Linked DNA regions of Homo sapiens: regions 1 and 2 are each linked to region 3. The links are chromatin contacts, found by Hi-C or POLR2A ChIA-PET in ENCODE. All regions are on one chromosome and are shown on one strand. The core of a region is the stretch at or near the end of the contact, and the rest is flanking DNA. Distances in the headings are between cores, read along the strand shown. Region 1 overlaps RAD51B (RAD51 paralog B). Region 2 overlaps RAD51B (RAD51 paralog B). Region 3 overlaps RAD51B-AS1 (RAD51B antisense RNA 1).

Evidence for each region. A loop is a pair of places that touch in the nucleus more often than their neighbours do. ChIA-PET counts read pairs that join two places held with the same protein, here RNA polymerase II (POLR2A). Pooled maps may share reads with other maps.
Region 1: a map with no recorded cell type shows a loop between it and region 3 (11-fold over the local background). The contact joins two enhancer-like sites. A Hi-C loop is called at or near these places in 4 of 168 maps with a recorded cell type or tissue (aorta, esophagus muscularis mucosa, heart right ventricle and 1 more), 7 of 37 single-sample maps with no recorded cell type and 5 of 50 pooled maps. POLR2A ChIA-PET finds 5 or more read pairs at or near these places in 4 of 52 experiments (GM12878, PC-9, activated B cell and 1 more).
Region 2: a pooled map shows a loop between it and region 3 (3-fold over the local background). The contact joins two enhancer-like sites. A Hi-C loop is called at or near these places in 1 of 168 maps with a recorded cell type or tissue (Calu3) and 3 of 50 pooled maps. POLR2A ChIA-PET finds 5 or more read pairs at or near these places in 2 of 52 experiments (IMR-90 and activated CD4-positive, alpha-beta T cell).

What each region holds. Positions count from the first base shown.
Region 1 is chr14:68,264,924-68,269,659 of GRCh38, reverse strand. All of the region lies in intron 7 of RAD51B (RAD51 paralog B), which reads right to left. Among named protein-coding and RNA genes, the nearest start is that of RAD51B-AS1, 420 kb to the left of the region's middle. RefSeq lists enhancers at 610-789, 940-1,089, 1,440-1,559. Within about 2 kb of position 1,284, at least 9 of the 41 ENCODE cell types and tissues checked have a DNase peak (open chromatin) inside an H3K27ac peak, as active enhancers do; they include GM12878, where a contact is called at or near this core.
Region 2 is chr14:68,305,489-68,310,638 of GRCh38, reverse strand. The region is part of intron 8 of RAD51B (RAD51 paralog B); the gene reads right to left. Among named protein-coding and RNA genes, the nearest start is that of RAD51B-AS1, 380 kb to the left of the region's middle. RefSeq lists enhancers at 1,352-1,421, 4,098-4,237. Within about 2 kb of position 3,623, at least 14 of the 41 ENCODE cell types and tissues checked have a DNase peak (open chromatin) inside an H3K27ac peak, as active enhancers do.
Region 3 is chr14:68,660,136-68,665,047 of GRCh38, reverse strand. The region is part of intron 2 of RAD51B-AS1 (RAD51B antisense RNA 1); the gene reads left to right. It also overlaps a transcript of RAD51B not described here. Among named protein-coding and RNA genes, the nearest start is that of RAD51B-AS1, 23 kb to the left of the region's middle. RefSeq lists an enhancer at 1,477-1,666. Within about 2 kb of position 1,590, at least 7 of the 41 ENCODE cell types and tissues checked have a DNase peak (open chromatin) inside an H3K27ac peak, as active enhancers do; they include GM12878, where a contact is called at or near this core.

The DNA.
Region 1 (4,736 bases), core at 35-2,534, 400 kb after region 3:
AGGGTCCAACAGTAAACAAGAAAACCAGGAAATGAGCAGGCAATTTCAGATATGATGAGTGATGTGAGGAAATAAAATATCGGGTGTAGATACTGATAGGACAGTCAGGGGAGTCCTGTCTGAGACAGGACATTCAGGCTGAGATCTGAGTGACGATCCTGCGGTAGCACAGGGTTCAGGGCAGGGTCCCAGGCAGGGGAGATGTGTAGAAAGGTCCTAAAGAGAAAGATGCTTACGATGCCCTGGGAACCCAGAGTAGATCAGCATGGCTGGAATTACTGCAAGAGGTGGTCAGAGCAGTGGGCAGGGCTGAGTCAGGCAGTGCCTTGGAGGCTGGCACCCAGCCTTGGGTTTGGTTGCAAGAGTGTGGGAGACCACTGGTGGCTCTGAAGCAGGAGACTGACATGATCTGGTTTATGTTTTAAAATGTGCTGATTGTGAGGAGTCAAACACCAACATTTAATCCTCCCATGAAGGCACAGCTTTTGTGTTCTTTGTAACACGCTTAAAATATTCATGAGTGCTCAATTCCTCTTGGCTGGGGGGAAAAAAGAAATTATATACCAAAGCTCTTCTTCTTCAGGCCACTGAGTGTTGGGAGAAGCAGAGAGACAGAAACACTGGGCCCCAAAGACATGCTGGCAGGGGGGCCCATCTTCTCAGGGTGGCCAAGGGTGGCGCCTGAGGGGAGAAGGTGTCTGATCACACTGTGGCTGCTATAGTTGAATCTGAACAGTAGCAGTGGCACCAAAGCAGAATATTTCTGGTTGGAAACACTTTCAAATGGAATTCCAGTTCATCTAAGGCAGGATGTGGTCTCATTCTATCAGTCAGTAAGTACTTATTACATCTCTACTAAATGCAGTCTAGGAACAAACAAAGATGAAAAAGTGAATGCTGTGTAAATTAAAGATGCTCTGTGCCTTTGAGGATTTGAAAGTCTCATGGAGAAGATAAGACAAAAGAGGGAAAATATCCACAGTGGTATACACAGCTATCTTCACATATATGTAGATATTTAGAGATAGAGCTAAAACCCAGATCTTTTGATTCCTAGTTCATCACTATCTCAGGTGAACAAATCCACAAAGCCCATAGTTTATGATTCTAATTGTGATGAGATGTGAACAGACATTTTGCCAGGAATCCGTAACTCCCACTATTACCCCCTATAAGACAAAGGTCATCCACAAACAGCCACTTGGCAGAATCCACTTCAGCAAACTCAATCTCTTCCAACCCACCACCAGTTTCACTTCCCTGTGGGGAAGATACAAAATGTACATGGGAGGAAGTGAGAGTGACGTGCTGGTGATCAGTTGTCTTTTCTGAAAAAGTGCAATCTACACAATGATATGTATGTATACACAGAGGCAAATGGCTGCATGATGTGTATGTATGTGTGTATGTGCACACATACATGCATTTTAATAGCTCATTCAAGAAAAATAAGCAGGACCTGGATATGTTAGGTGTCTGAAGTGATAGTTCCCAGAATGGTAGGACAAAATTGACCTGGCTTCTCTAGCCAGCAGGAAATGCAATTCTCTTCCTGCTGCTCAAGGAGAAATGTTAGAACTCCATCAGAGGCTTTATGTTAGTCTCTCCTAGCCACTCTATTCCTAATAAAAATGGCATTTAGGTCACTTACTTAAAACAACAGTGATTTATAACTGCAGCTGAGAACTGCATGGAAGTCTGCAGCACATTATTTGACATCTGAAAAGTTTGGTTTTATCTGTGTAAAATGAGAACCATAAAACTGACAATCCCAGAATCAGGACAGGGAAGCTTCAGCATGAAATAAATTGTTTAATTATGACAGAGCATGGTGAAAACAGCAGCCACTAACATTTTTATATGATATTCATACACAAAGTGATACGATTAATCTGATGTTAACTCAGATATATCAGCCCAATAGATTATAATCCTCTATTGTGAGCTAGAGAGACATAAAATGAAGTTATGGGCCCATAAGCAAAATATTTTTAAAATAAATTCCCTTATGGGTTTGAGGACCCTCCTTCAAGGGTCTCTATACATACTATGGGAGTTCTGGCATAATCCCTCTACAAAGTGGCCCATATCTAGAAGTACTGGTCTTTTTATTAATATTAGTGTTTGCCAAATAACCAATCAAACCTTACACACAAATTCTTTCATTTGAAAGAATTCTAGAAGACTAATTCTTTCATTTGACTCTCCCAGTGGTAAACATGTTCTCTTTGACATCATCTCTTTGATGTTAAATGAAATGACATTAAAGTAAGTTTCTAGATTTGCATAAAGGAATTTTTTTCATATAATACCATATGTATTTGTCTTACCCCAGTTGTGCAAATTGAGGTATGTTTTTAATATCTGCGGTTGTCACGGTTTTCCTATTATTAGGGCTACTCTGGGGATTTGAATCAGCTGGATTGTTCACCTTCAGAGCTCAAAACCAAAAGAGCAAGAATTTCCAAAGAGCAAAAAAGTATCGTCTTTGCGGAAAGCACAATACTCTTCCCCTTTTCGAGTTGCTTTTTACCTATCTGAAGAACACCAGGCCATCAGAGGCAATGCACTGGGTTAGACTTACAAGTCAACTTTTCAGGAGAAACAGCACCTAGAGAGAGCTCGAGGTTTGGTCTCCGACTTTAGAGCTGATTCAGAATTCTGATTCTGTTTTCCTAGAAGATGAGCCCCACATCTCTGTAACTTTTTGCGTAATGTATAGAACTACATAAATAATTGGTGTGCTGATATTTGTGATAAAACAATAATGTTTATATATTTTTACAGCACTTTACAAAGTGTTTTCATATTTATTACACATTTGAGGCACAGCCTTGTAAGGTTGGTACTACTATCATCCCTATTTTATAGAGATATCAGAGTCACCAGGAATACATGTAATTTGTCAAAAGACACTCAGCTCTTAAGTAGTAGAGTCAGAATTTGATCTCATAGTCTGTCCTCTATTGATTTGTACCTCATTCCCTCTGATAACTTTGCTTAGATCAAAAAGCCATCGCCCTTCCAGGGAAATGTTGGGGCTTAGAACAGGATACCCCCAAATATGGCACCCTGGCATACCAAGCATTTTAAGCTAAAGGACATTGGAAAACCACAGAAACAGGAAGGTCACTCTCTGACCTTCTCTTGCCTTTCCCTCTGAAGCAGGCCATAAAATAATTTTCTGACCTATCTTCCCTAAAAGTAGGCCTTAAGATCTTCATTCCAGAGGGGTCCTACCCTATACTTGGAAGCCATTCGAACAAACAGGGCTTGCAAAGTTCTCCCTAGTTGATTACCATTAGATGATACTCTGTGGTGCTCCAATCATACTTCTGTATGACTATCCATATAAATACACAGTTTTCCCTGGGTCTTTGGGTCATTTCTAAGGGCTTCAGTGTCACATAAAACTCTGTTAAATAAATTTGTTATGCTTTTTGCTTGTTACTCTGCCTTTGCTATAGGGTTCAGTAATGAACCTTGCAATAGGTGAGAAAAAGACATTACTTCTTCTAACCCTACAGCTCCTGGTGCCCAAACAGGAACCTAAAGCCTACCCCCAACAGTGCAAACACCAATCACTTGCCAGGCAAGGACTGCTCAGGGGTAGGGATACAAATAAAGAACAAATTTGATGGGAACATCCATCTATAAACCCAGTGCATGCACTTAATCCAATTTAGTAGTGCTACACCTTATTAAATGTCCATTTCCAATGCTGCTACATTTATAATTCATGTTATAAATGAGCACAATTATATTTATATCTCTCTCAAAATGCCAACCATCTACTAGAGTGAATTGTTTTCTTCCTCTGTGCTACTTGATTCATACCAACAGAATAGCATTTATCATATTATTATATTATACAGTTAGTTATGTTATTTTTATTTTTTATTTTTTAAGACAGAGTCTCACTCTGTTGCCCAGGCAGGAGTGCAGTGGTATGTGATCTCAGCTCATTGCAACCTCCGCCTCCTGGGTTCAAGTGATTCTCCTGCCTCAGCCTCCCGAGCAGCTGGGATTACAGGCACATGCCACCACGCCCAGCTAATTTTTGTATTTTATTAGTAGAAATGGGGTTTTACCATATTGGCCAGGCTGGTCTTGAACTCCTGACCTCAGGTGTTCCACCTGCCTCAGCCTCCCAAAGTGCTAGGATTACAGGTGTGAGCCACCGCGCCTGGCCGACAGTTAGTTATTTTTATACCAGTCTGCCCCACTGGTCTGGGAGCATCTTAAAAACAAGAACCATGTCCCATTCATTTTGAACATAGCACCTGGTATGCCTTAGATCCCAAGGAAATGATTGCTGAATACTCACTAGGGGACCTAACATTTATTTGTGATATACTTAGCCATAAATGAGTAATAAATCTTAAGAGACCAAACTTTACTAAGGCCAAATCACTGTTTGAAACATACAGTAACTCTGCTATTATAATTCTAGTTCTGAATCCAGTTTAAGAATTCTGTCTAAACTACTGATAAATGTTTATCGTAAGTTGATAAGGGTCTATTCACTCCAGACATCAAGGTAATAGTAAGCCCTAATGGTAAAGTGAATTGGATACAGGATAGGAAGCCAAAATCTAAGATTATCCTACTCATTCCAAGACATCTGGTCACTTGATCAGTATTCTACCTAAGCCACTTGACCTAGATTATACCACTTATTTCACATTAAACCCTGTGGGAAGTATTATATGCTATTTCAGAGGCAGAGTTCCCTA
Region 2 (5,150 bases), core at 2,374-4,873, 360 kb after region 3:
CCTGACCTAAAGTGATCTGCCCACCTCGGCCTCCCAAAGTGCTGGGATTACAGGCGTGAGCCACCACGTCCAGCCGTGACCTGCTTTTTAAAAAGACTGCCCCCTTCCCCCTCACACCCTGCATCAAGCACTCATACCTATGATGGTGATACTGACAACAGCATGGGGTTCTCCACTAATATTGTTGTGATCATATCTACCGTGTGGTTTACAGGCTTCATGGTTTTGTAAAAAACACAAGCACAGAGAAGGAAAAAGTGAAACAGTCGAAAATTCATATCAGGTGATAAGAGGAAATCAGGTTTGGATGCCTAAGGGGAAAACAGCCCTCAGAGCTTTGATGTGATCCCTTCCATCCTACAGTGAGCAGGGTATCTGATCTTACTTCTACCCAACACCACCCAAGAGTGAAGCTGCCAGAGTGAAGGGCCTTTTACACAGGAGAGAGGTGGGCACCCTCATAAGGCTCTCCAGTCTTCCCAGGAGCCGTCTATCAGACAACTGATTGATTCAAAACCAGTTTATTATTAAGGCCTTGAATTATAGAAGACAGGAATATCAATGAAAGTATTTCCATGCCTGACAATGGCTCCAAACTAACATAAAAAAACCTGAATCAAATAATACCTTATAATCTTCTGTATTCCTCAAATTATGTTTCCCATGATAATTTACATGTGCCATCCTAGTATGTCTAAGAATATTCCATATATAAGGCCATCACATTCTACTGAAATTTCCTGAGTGTCACAGCTGGAATAACCACTTCCCCATGATTATTCACTTCCTTTGGCTAGAGGAACCAGCTCTGCCAGGGTCCAATACCAGCGGCTCTGTGGCGGTTCCCTCACCATGTCTTTGGCAGACATCCAGCCTCTACCATTAGTTGGGATGTTTTACAGCAAACAACACTGCATTAAAAGATGCTTATTTAGGGAGATTTAATTAAAGTGATTGGCATTATTATCATTATTGTTATTATTAAAATATTATGGAAGTTCCTAAATGCAGAATGAGAACTCCATGCCCCAGTGATTTTCATCTCCCAAAATAATAAAAGTTAAATCTAGCAGGAACTATTTGGCTTTATGATCTTGGAAGATACAGTGTTGCTTAATGTCTGCTGGATTCTTCCTTTGCCCTTCACTTTTCTCTACCTCTCCGTGATTTTTCTTTCTTCTCTACCTGAAAATAAACATTCTTTACCTTCAGGACTCTCATTTGCTGATCCTTGAGTCGTGATGGTGATGAGTAATGATGCCTCTGTGGCTCATTTCACTACAAGTACCAGTGCCATTGACTTGGCTTTTACTTTAAAAACTGGGAAGTGGGTAACAGACATCCACACTTCATGAAGCTGCTCTGTCTCAAATGCTTCCCATCAGACAGAGAGAAACAGAGCTTCCTTTCTTGGTGGAGAACATGAGCTATCTTTTATGCCTTCTCAGTTAATGAAGGGTCTTACTGTAAGAATAGCTTTTCCAGTCCATAAGCAAGATAACTCGTGAAAAAAATCTGCTAACATTTCTAAGAGATAAATATGAAACGCCCATCTTAAGTGACACAGAAACATCATCAAATAGTGTAGTGTTGCATCAAAGATATGTTCATAGGTCTAACAGTGAAATAACTGGTGTTATGACATGACAGCGAGGATTTTTCCCTCTGTTTTGTAAGAGCCTTCTCTCTCAGTTTTGTCCATGAGCTGAGAGCAAGGGCAGCTTTTCCAATAGAAAGTACATTTGGTTTCAATTCACTTTCATAACAACAGACACTAACTCTTAGGAAGATGGAGAACATTAAGCTCCATTGTTCAGGCTGAGGATGACTGACTTGGGTGGCAGAAAGCTAAACAGTCTCTTTTCTGAAGAAGAAAATGCCTACGGGTGTAGCAAATCTCATTCCCAAACAGCCCTTTTTTTTTTTTTTTTTTTAATGACACAGATATAAATGACAGTGAAGGAAAATTAAAGAATCATCTCAAATCATAGAACTGGGAAGGGACCTCAAGAAATCATCATCTGATTCAGCCTCCTCTAGAAAGTTTTGTTTCTTAAATAATTTTATAAACACCAAGGCATTGTTATTTAACAAGGTCTAAGGGCAGAGAAAAATATTTTATAAATTATTTTCGTAAGCTGCTTGTAGGGCCTTTTATTATCTTAAATAATGACTAAATGAATGAAATTCTTTGAGATTTGGCAGCTTTAAGATTGCAGAGGTTGTTAAGAGGTAGAAATAGGATCCATGTTGTGTCCCTTTGGCAAAAGAAAATACTCATGCCACTGGTTCATGTCCCAAACAACCAGAAACTCACTCTCCATCTTTCTAATTTTTCAGAAATAACCTGTCATGTACATTTCCTTTTCTCTCACTGACAGAAAAGAAGGCATATTGGATAAGCAAATATAATGGAAGAATTCTGATGTGCAAAATGTCCTAATAAAGGGTCCTTCAGGGCAAAAAATACTCAAGTTGGGAGTTATGTAATTCTATCCTTGATATTATTTAGAAAACAACAGGAGAAAATACCATCCACCGTACATTCCTCGAGAACCTCCAATCAAAGGCTCTAGCATGTTTCCTGGCTTCAGACTGGCTATAAATAAATTTAATAAGGACGAAAAAAAAATCACTGCATCATTTACAGTTCTCTCTCAACTCCAGCTGACAAAAATCCAGTCCAGATGTTTGTGTTGCAAGAACAACAGTAAGAGGGTGAGCCTCAATCGTGAATATGAAAGCCCAGAGAGGGTGAGTTTGAAGAGAAAGGGAGAGCTAGGTTGGCAAGGAGGGTGTGAACAAACTTGATTTGATACTAGCTTACAGAAACACAGTAATTAATTTATTTTGTGTATAAGAAATCCAGTTTATTAGCCTTTCCTCTGCCTCATCTCCCTTTTCAAAGCCACTGGAGTTTGGCTGGTGAAGCTTGAAATGGTTGTTCCATAACCTTTGCTTTTAAATTAAACAAATGACTTCAGATTTTGGAGCAGTTGTTGACTCAGGGGAAAGCATGCCATTAAAAGTGTGCCAGAGACAGATTTAATTGGTGCAAGTCCCAAAAACTGCTTGAAGTACAGGCTTCCCACATATAGATTTCAGGGAAATTACTCAAAGGCCGCACAGCTTTGTCAGAATTTGAGATGTGAAACAAGGCAGCTGAAAGACTCCATATCAAAAGGGTAAATTCAATTCAGGAGATATTAATCTGATTACCTAAGTAAGGCTGTGAATCGGATATGCTCCATTGTGTGCTCTCGTTCAACCTGGACAGCTGGAGGAGCCAATAGCTTCCTTTTCTCTGACATATAATTAAGTTTTAAGAGATGATCAGGTTACGGATACAAAGTTTTAAGAAATATATCATTCAGGAGTGGCATTTACAGTGCTCGCCTGTTGCAAGAGACATTGTTCACTTTATTTCCTTGAGCCACACTGGAGAGTGTGTGGATCAGGGCCTAGGGGCTTGGTGTTTGTGTTTCAGGCTACAATAAACGCCCTCTGTGCACCTGCCTGGAGGAAAAACCAGTCCAGCCGCCTCCCAAGACAAAAGCGCCCTGTATTAAGTGCTGAAAACCCAGACATGAACTGACCCTGTCAAATTCCAGATAGGGAAAAAAAAAAAAAATCAATATTTTCATCCAATCCAAGAGGAGCTGTCATGTAGGTTTCTGGATTTCCTTTCTCATCTGCACTAAGTCTGAGCAACAATGACCTGTCAACAGAAGTCATCTCCTTTCTCCTGAGTCTCCTCGTCTTTCTAGATTCCTTCCCTGATGGCACAACCCATTGCCTGGCATGCCATAATCTGCCCTCCAGAGGTCAACGCATTCTCCCACTCTTTCTCTACCAGGTCTTTCCCACTGGAATCTCACTTCGGCCATGCAAGTTCATCTTCTGAAAGAGAACATTACTAACTCATGTGTTTTCAACGAGTTTTCCAATACACACTTGTCACAAACTCTAGGTACATTTAGAATTGCAAGAATGTTTATTAGGCCAGAGGATCAAGGTTATATTTCTTCCATGCTCACTGTGGTTTCCAATGCAAATTGGTCAAAAGATATACTGGGTCACACATACCAATTTCAGATGACTTCCTCTGAGAGAGCTGTTCAGCTTGGGCTTGTTCTAATTCATGTCTAGAATTAATCATGCTTGTCTCAGCTGACCTGCACATTCTCATGGAGAAAAAAAATGATTTCTTACAAATATGAAACCCAGCTAGGTGAAGTTTCATTTGTGAATTTCACCAGAGGCATGGGCAACTTTAACCTAAGTCATGGGTAAATAAACTGAAAAGGACAAGGTGATTACCTGAACTTGAAAGTGCAAGTTGGTTACAGGACCAGAAAGTACTTGTGAATTGCAATCTCCTACTCCTCTAAGCCAACCCAAAATGGAGAGAGAAATTAATTAAATCATGATTTTGATAATTATTTAAAACTGCCATAGACAGTAAAGCTTTGGCTACAAACGTTTGTTAATATATTTGATGATGAATAACTAAACTTTCAAGGTTAACAGTTTTCTCAAGGTTCTTCAATAGCTCCTCCAAACTCTAGCCCAGAGGGGAGGGACGGATGTGGGAACCAAGATGATCAGCACAAGAAAGCCAGTTCCCCAACACGGCCCTTCCACTAGGATGTGCTCGATTGTTTGTGTCTGAAGAGAGGAGAGGAACCAAGCAGCATTTTACTTCATTTGGTGCTCATTAAACAGCTGGCCGAGAAAAACAGTCATCCACCACAGGTACTAAGCTACTTCAACCTATACCATGCTATGATGGCCAGCCTGGCAAGTTCTCAGTGGAACAGGGGACTGGTTAATAGCCTGCCACCTTGTAAGTGGGTCTAACTCAATGATGGAGGTGGTCTGCTGGCTGATATCCAGGCACTGCAGACACAGTGAGTCAGGACAGACCAACCAAGGGGCCCATCTTAGTTCTGCCCTGACATCCTAAGGCAGTGGTCCAAGCCTCCATCACAAAGATCATGATGATCTCTCCTTTCTGTGAATGCCTCTGATATTAAAAATCTGCTTCTCTCATCCTGGCAATTCATTAGATGCTGTACTACAGTGTGACTTCAACTGTTTCATGTCTGTGGGCCTCACGTTCTGGATTTTCCTTCTTTTTGTAACTTTTC
Region 3 (4,912 bases), core at 341-2,840:
GCAGGAAGATGCTTACCCTTGGTGCATTATGTGAGTAGGGGAAGAAAGGGGCTGAAAGGACAGAAGGAACATGGCAGGGCTTAGGGCTCTCAGGAGAGAGAAATAGGAGTGGGGCACATTGGCAGAAGAGGCTGAGAAGAGGAGTTTCTCTCCCTGGTTGAGAATCCAGGGCATTTTTGTCATGGATTTCCATTAGGAGTCACATCCAGAAAACTGCCAAGCTTCTGACCCAGGAGATAGAGGATAAGAGGGCACAAGATGGCCCAGAGGATGAGTGGACACATTGATAGTTGAGTGGTAAAGGCTCAGGAGTAAGGATTGGGGTTGGAGCAGCAAATAAGCACATATGAACCCAATGTGATCAAATGCTAGCATGACAGAGTAGGTGGGAGATTCACTGGCAGCAAATAGGTATCCCGGGGTGAGGAAAGAGGGAATTGTGCTCTCTTTTCCAGCAGGGAGAGCTGTATTCCTCCATCTTGGCAGAAATTCCAGCTTTCACAGGGCCCAGATCTTTGGGGAAACTTGTTTTGCCCTATATCAGCTAAAAATAGTCGGGTGAAATGCGACTGACCAGAGAACCTTTAACCTCTTTCAGATTTAGCTTTTGGACAAAGTTAAGAGACTCTCTTCTGAGCTTATTTTGGTAAGAATATCATTGTGGGCGGGGGTGGATGTGGTGGGGAGAAGCTCTGTAAGGGCAGAGGTTAAAAGGTGCCACATTTTCTTAGTTTGAATCAGTAGGAATCATCCTTGGTGGTTGGGGGACTCTAAGATTATGTAGAAAAGAGATAGGGGAAAGGTGTCAGAAAGAATGTAACTACAGCCTCCTAGAGTAGTCTTTGCTAAAAAATTATGTTGACAATAAGTGATAGAATTGACTGCCTCTCTAGCTAATAAAATAACAGCAACAACAATGCTTATTTTTTCTTACTCCTGTTTGGGCAGGATTTGGGCAGATTACCTGAGGTCCAAATTCCCTGGTGGACATAAACAGGAAAACCTTGAAGCTTATTGCTAGCGTATTCTAGCACCAAAGCAATACCCTCAATGGTTAGAGTCTGTCTTAATAATAATCAGAATAACACATTTATCAAGTGCTTATAATGCACCTGATGCTAAATTTAATGTTTCACAAATATAATCACATAAAATCCTGACAAAGAATTTGTGAGAGGGGACTACTGCTCCCATTTTACAGAAGAGAAAGCAGAGGCTCAGAGAAGTTCAGTAACTATAGCTGGAAAGCGGTGGAAATCAAGTTCAATCCTGGTTAGTTAGACCACAAATTCCGTGCCTTTAACTCTTATGCTATTCTCACCAACACCTACACTCCCTCCCACGTCTAGCACTGTTAGGCCTAAGTCTTTAGGCAATGACTCAAAATATGAGTGTATTGGTCAGCGTTCTGGCAGGAGACAGACGGCACACTCAAATGGGGTAATTGAGCAGAATTTAGAAATGTCACTACTTACAAGTTATGCGTAAAGCTAAAGGAAGCTAACAAGGAAAGATGAAGCCCTCCAGGGCTAGCAGCGGGGGGAGCCTGAAGGGTAAAGGGGGCGAAGTGAAAGAGAAAGTATCTGGAGGAGAGAGCCATTCATCAGGGGCTATGGCCTTAGATACAGGGGCAGTGGAGAGACACAGCCAAGCAAGGGCCCATTACAGTAGAACCAGGAGGATAAATAAATATCTTGACCTTGTCCCACCCATCTCTCTCTCTCTCTCTCTCTCTCTTTGTTTTTGAGATGGAGTCTCACTCTGTCACCCAGGCTGGAGCACAGTGGCTAGATCTCAACTCACTGCAACCTCAACCCTGCTGGTTTCAAGCAACTCTCCTGCCTCAGCCTCCTGAGTAGCTGGGATTATAGGTGCGCACCACCACGCCTAGCTAATTTTTTGTATTTTTAGTAGAGATAGAATTTCACCATGTTGGCCAGGCTGGTCTCAAACTCCGGACCTCAGGTGATCCACCCACCTTGGCTTCCCACAGTGCTGGGATTACAGGGGTGACCCACCACGCCTGGCCCCACCCTCCTGTCTCTTGCTGGTGCCTCCCACTGGCAGAACCCAACTGAAGCCAGAGGGCAAGGGTGCCCAGTAATGCGGTCCACAAGGTCAGCTTCCTGGGGTACAGAGCAGTGGGGAGGAGGATGGGGTGGCTGTGGAGGGGCAAATGGAGATGCCCAGCATAATGAATTAACACGTACAGCTGTCTGAAGGCTTCTGCTTTGAACTCAGGGTTAATTTCTCTCATCTACAAGGAAAGGGATGGCTTATGAAGGCTTAGGAAAGAAAGTGATGATCGTTAGGAATCAGCATGGATTTACCAAGAAAAAAGATGACTACTCACTGTACTTTTTTGGAGGGAGGAGACAGGATTCCTAAGTTGGTAGCACATGGCATTGTGGTAGGCAGCAGAGCAGACAGCTCATGGCTCTCTTGAGAACAAGGAGGGCTGGAGACAGTGTCACTGGGACAGCTGGGGATGTGCTGAGTGGCCCTAAAGCTGCTAACAAACAGATGGATGTCAGCCTGCTGGGTGGTTCCATCCGTGTCCCAGAATCTCCCATGACCGTTCTGTTTCAACAGTTCTATTAGAGACTAGGAAGAACTTTCAGAGGCAGCTGACATCTTGGATAACAGAATTAGAATCTCCTAAGATCCCAAAACAGTTTGGATTCATGGTGGCTGAATGTAACAAGATGAAATATAATAGGATTAATGTACATCTGGAACCTTGGGGCTAAACAAATGGAATTTTATACATGCCCGGGATGGGGCAGGTGTGAAAGACTCAGGGGTGTGTGTTGACTGTAAAGTCGACGTGAATCAACCTGAACAGTTACCAAGAAAATTGGTGTCATCTTAGGTGACATTAACTGAAGAAGAGTGTTGAAGATGAGGGAGGTATTTCTCCTGCTGGCCTCTTTACTGGTCTGTCCCACTTGGAATGCCACTGCACTGCTTTTAAAGGAGAAGCAAAATGCAATGGATCGCATTTGCTGACAGCCATGGGGATGGGGGAGGGGACTGAGAGTGTGTCACACGAGAATGTGTGAAGGAAAAGCAGAAGAGATAAATAAGAGAGCTGGCAAATAAAAGAGAGGTTCTCAAGTGTCTGGAAGGTAGTCATGTTGAAGAGCCTTGTTGGTGGAGGACAGAAAGAGAGTACAAAGACCACTGGGTGATGGCTAACTGGGCCAGCCTAGAGCACAACCTGCTGGCAGTCAGAGTGGGACGTGAGGTGGTGAGTTGGCTTCCCTTAGAGATGTTCGCACCCAGGGCTGTTGGAGAAGAGACCTCTACCGGGCATGAAAAGGAGGGCGTGTTGTCTCAAAGGATCTCTGTTGAATTCCAATGCCTGGCCACATGAATATGTTTGCATGCCACGCCCCCTTCATGCTAACACTTCCTTGGGCATACCAACCCATGATGGAGTGCATCCGCTCATAGTTTTCAAACTTTGGAGCATCCAGCATTCTCCTTTAAGTGACCTTTGGGAATCTATGGAGATGCAGATTTCCCCAGCATCACAGAAGGAACCAGGGCTTTGGGGTCTGGCAGATCTGGGATTGAATTTCCCCCGGGCCACTTCTGGCTGTAAGATCTCAAACAAGTCACATTTGGCATCATCAACCCCTGGTGCAGACCCCTGGCAGGCACCAGGGATTCCAGCGCGTGCAGCAACAGCAACAGACATGGTTCCTGCCCTCAGGAGGCTTACTGCTCTGGTCTGTCTCCTGTTCTGTAAAGCGGGAATAATTTCTCCTGTTCTGCAGTGTGTTTGTGGAATATGTGGGAATCTCAGAGTTGGTTCCCTTTCCGTTCCTTTCCTTGCAAGGAGCACAAAACTATAGTCATTCACGGGAAACCACGGATACTCAGAAACCCTCAAGGGCCCTTGTGTGAAATCTGTCCCCCTCTTTCCTTTCAAAAAGGTTGCTGACATCAGGCCTGCCTGTCACTGCTTCCTAAATGGCTGGCCTTCCTCTGTGGCTGCAGCTCCGCTCAAGCCACCCATTCACTGACTTTCCCCTGAAGGCTCTAGGGGACTTTCCCCTGGAGACACTATACGCGATTTGGTGACATGTTGATGGCAGATGTGGGACAGCCACTCTTTCTTAGCAAGCAGGACTCCCTCATTTTGGTGGTCCTGGGTTTTGATCCTGCAGAGTTCTCAATGTTTTGGCTGGGTGAGAAGTCGGCCAGTTTCAGAATTCACTTATCAGCTGGAAACAAGTGGCTCTTCCTACCCATCTTTCAAGGTTCAGCCCAAACACCGCCCCCTCTGGGAGCATTGCCTAGTTTCTCCCCTTCCCCTAAACATTCTGTGCCGCATAACCAAGGACTGTCAAGGACTGGTCTCATTTCCTGTGTGTTCCCACTTTACAGAACAGGAGACAGATCAGAACAGTAGCTCCCTGAGGGCAGGAGCAGTGTCTGTTGCCGCATGCTCTGGAACCCCGTGTCTGCCCAGGCTCTGCACCAGGAGCTGATTCGGTCTCCCAACTACAGTGTAAATCCTCAAGGGCAAGACCAGGTCCTCTGATTCTCTGAATCCATCAGAATGTTTAGCTCCATTTTGGGGAGATAGTAGATGCCCAATAAAAGCTTGCTATTGGATTCTTATCCAAGCTTCTCACAAATCCCTTTTTAAAGTGAAGAGCAGAAAGACTAAGCATTTATTCATTCAACCAGCATATTTTGCAAAAATCTCAAATCCACGATTCACAAACTAAAAGCTACTCAGCAGCACGTCTCACGTGTCCAGCCCGGTATTTTTCTGCTTTTTGTTTTTAATTAGTGCAAATATTTTTAAAAACAGGATACTTTATACAGAACTCTGGATTTCTAGGCTGTCTTAAATACCCAGCTGAAACTGAGTGGTGGTGCCCCCTTTAGATGGGCC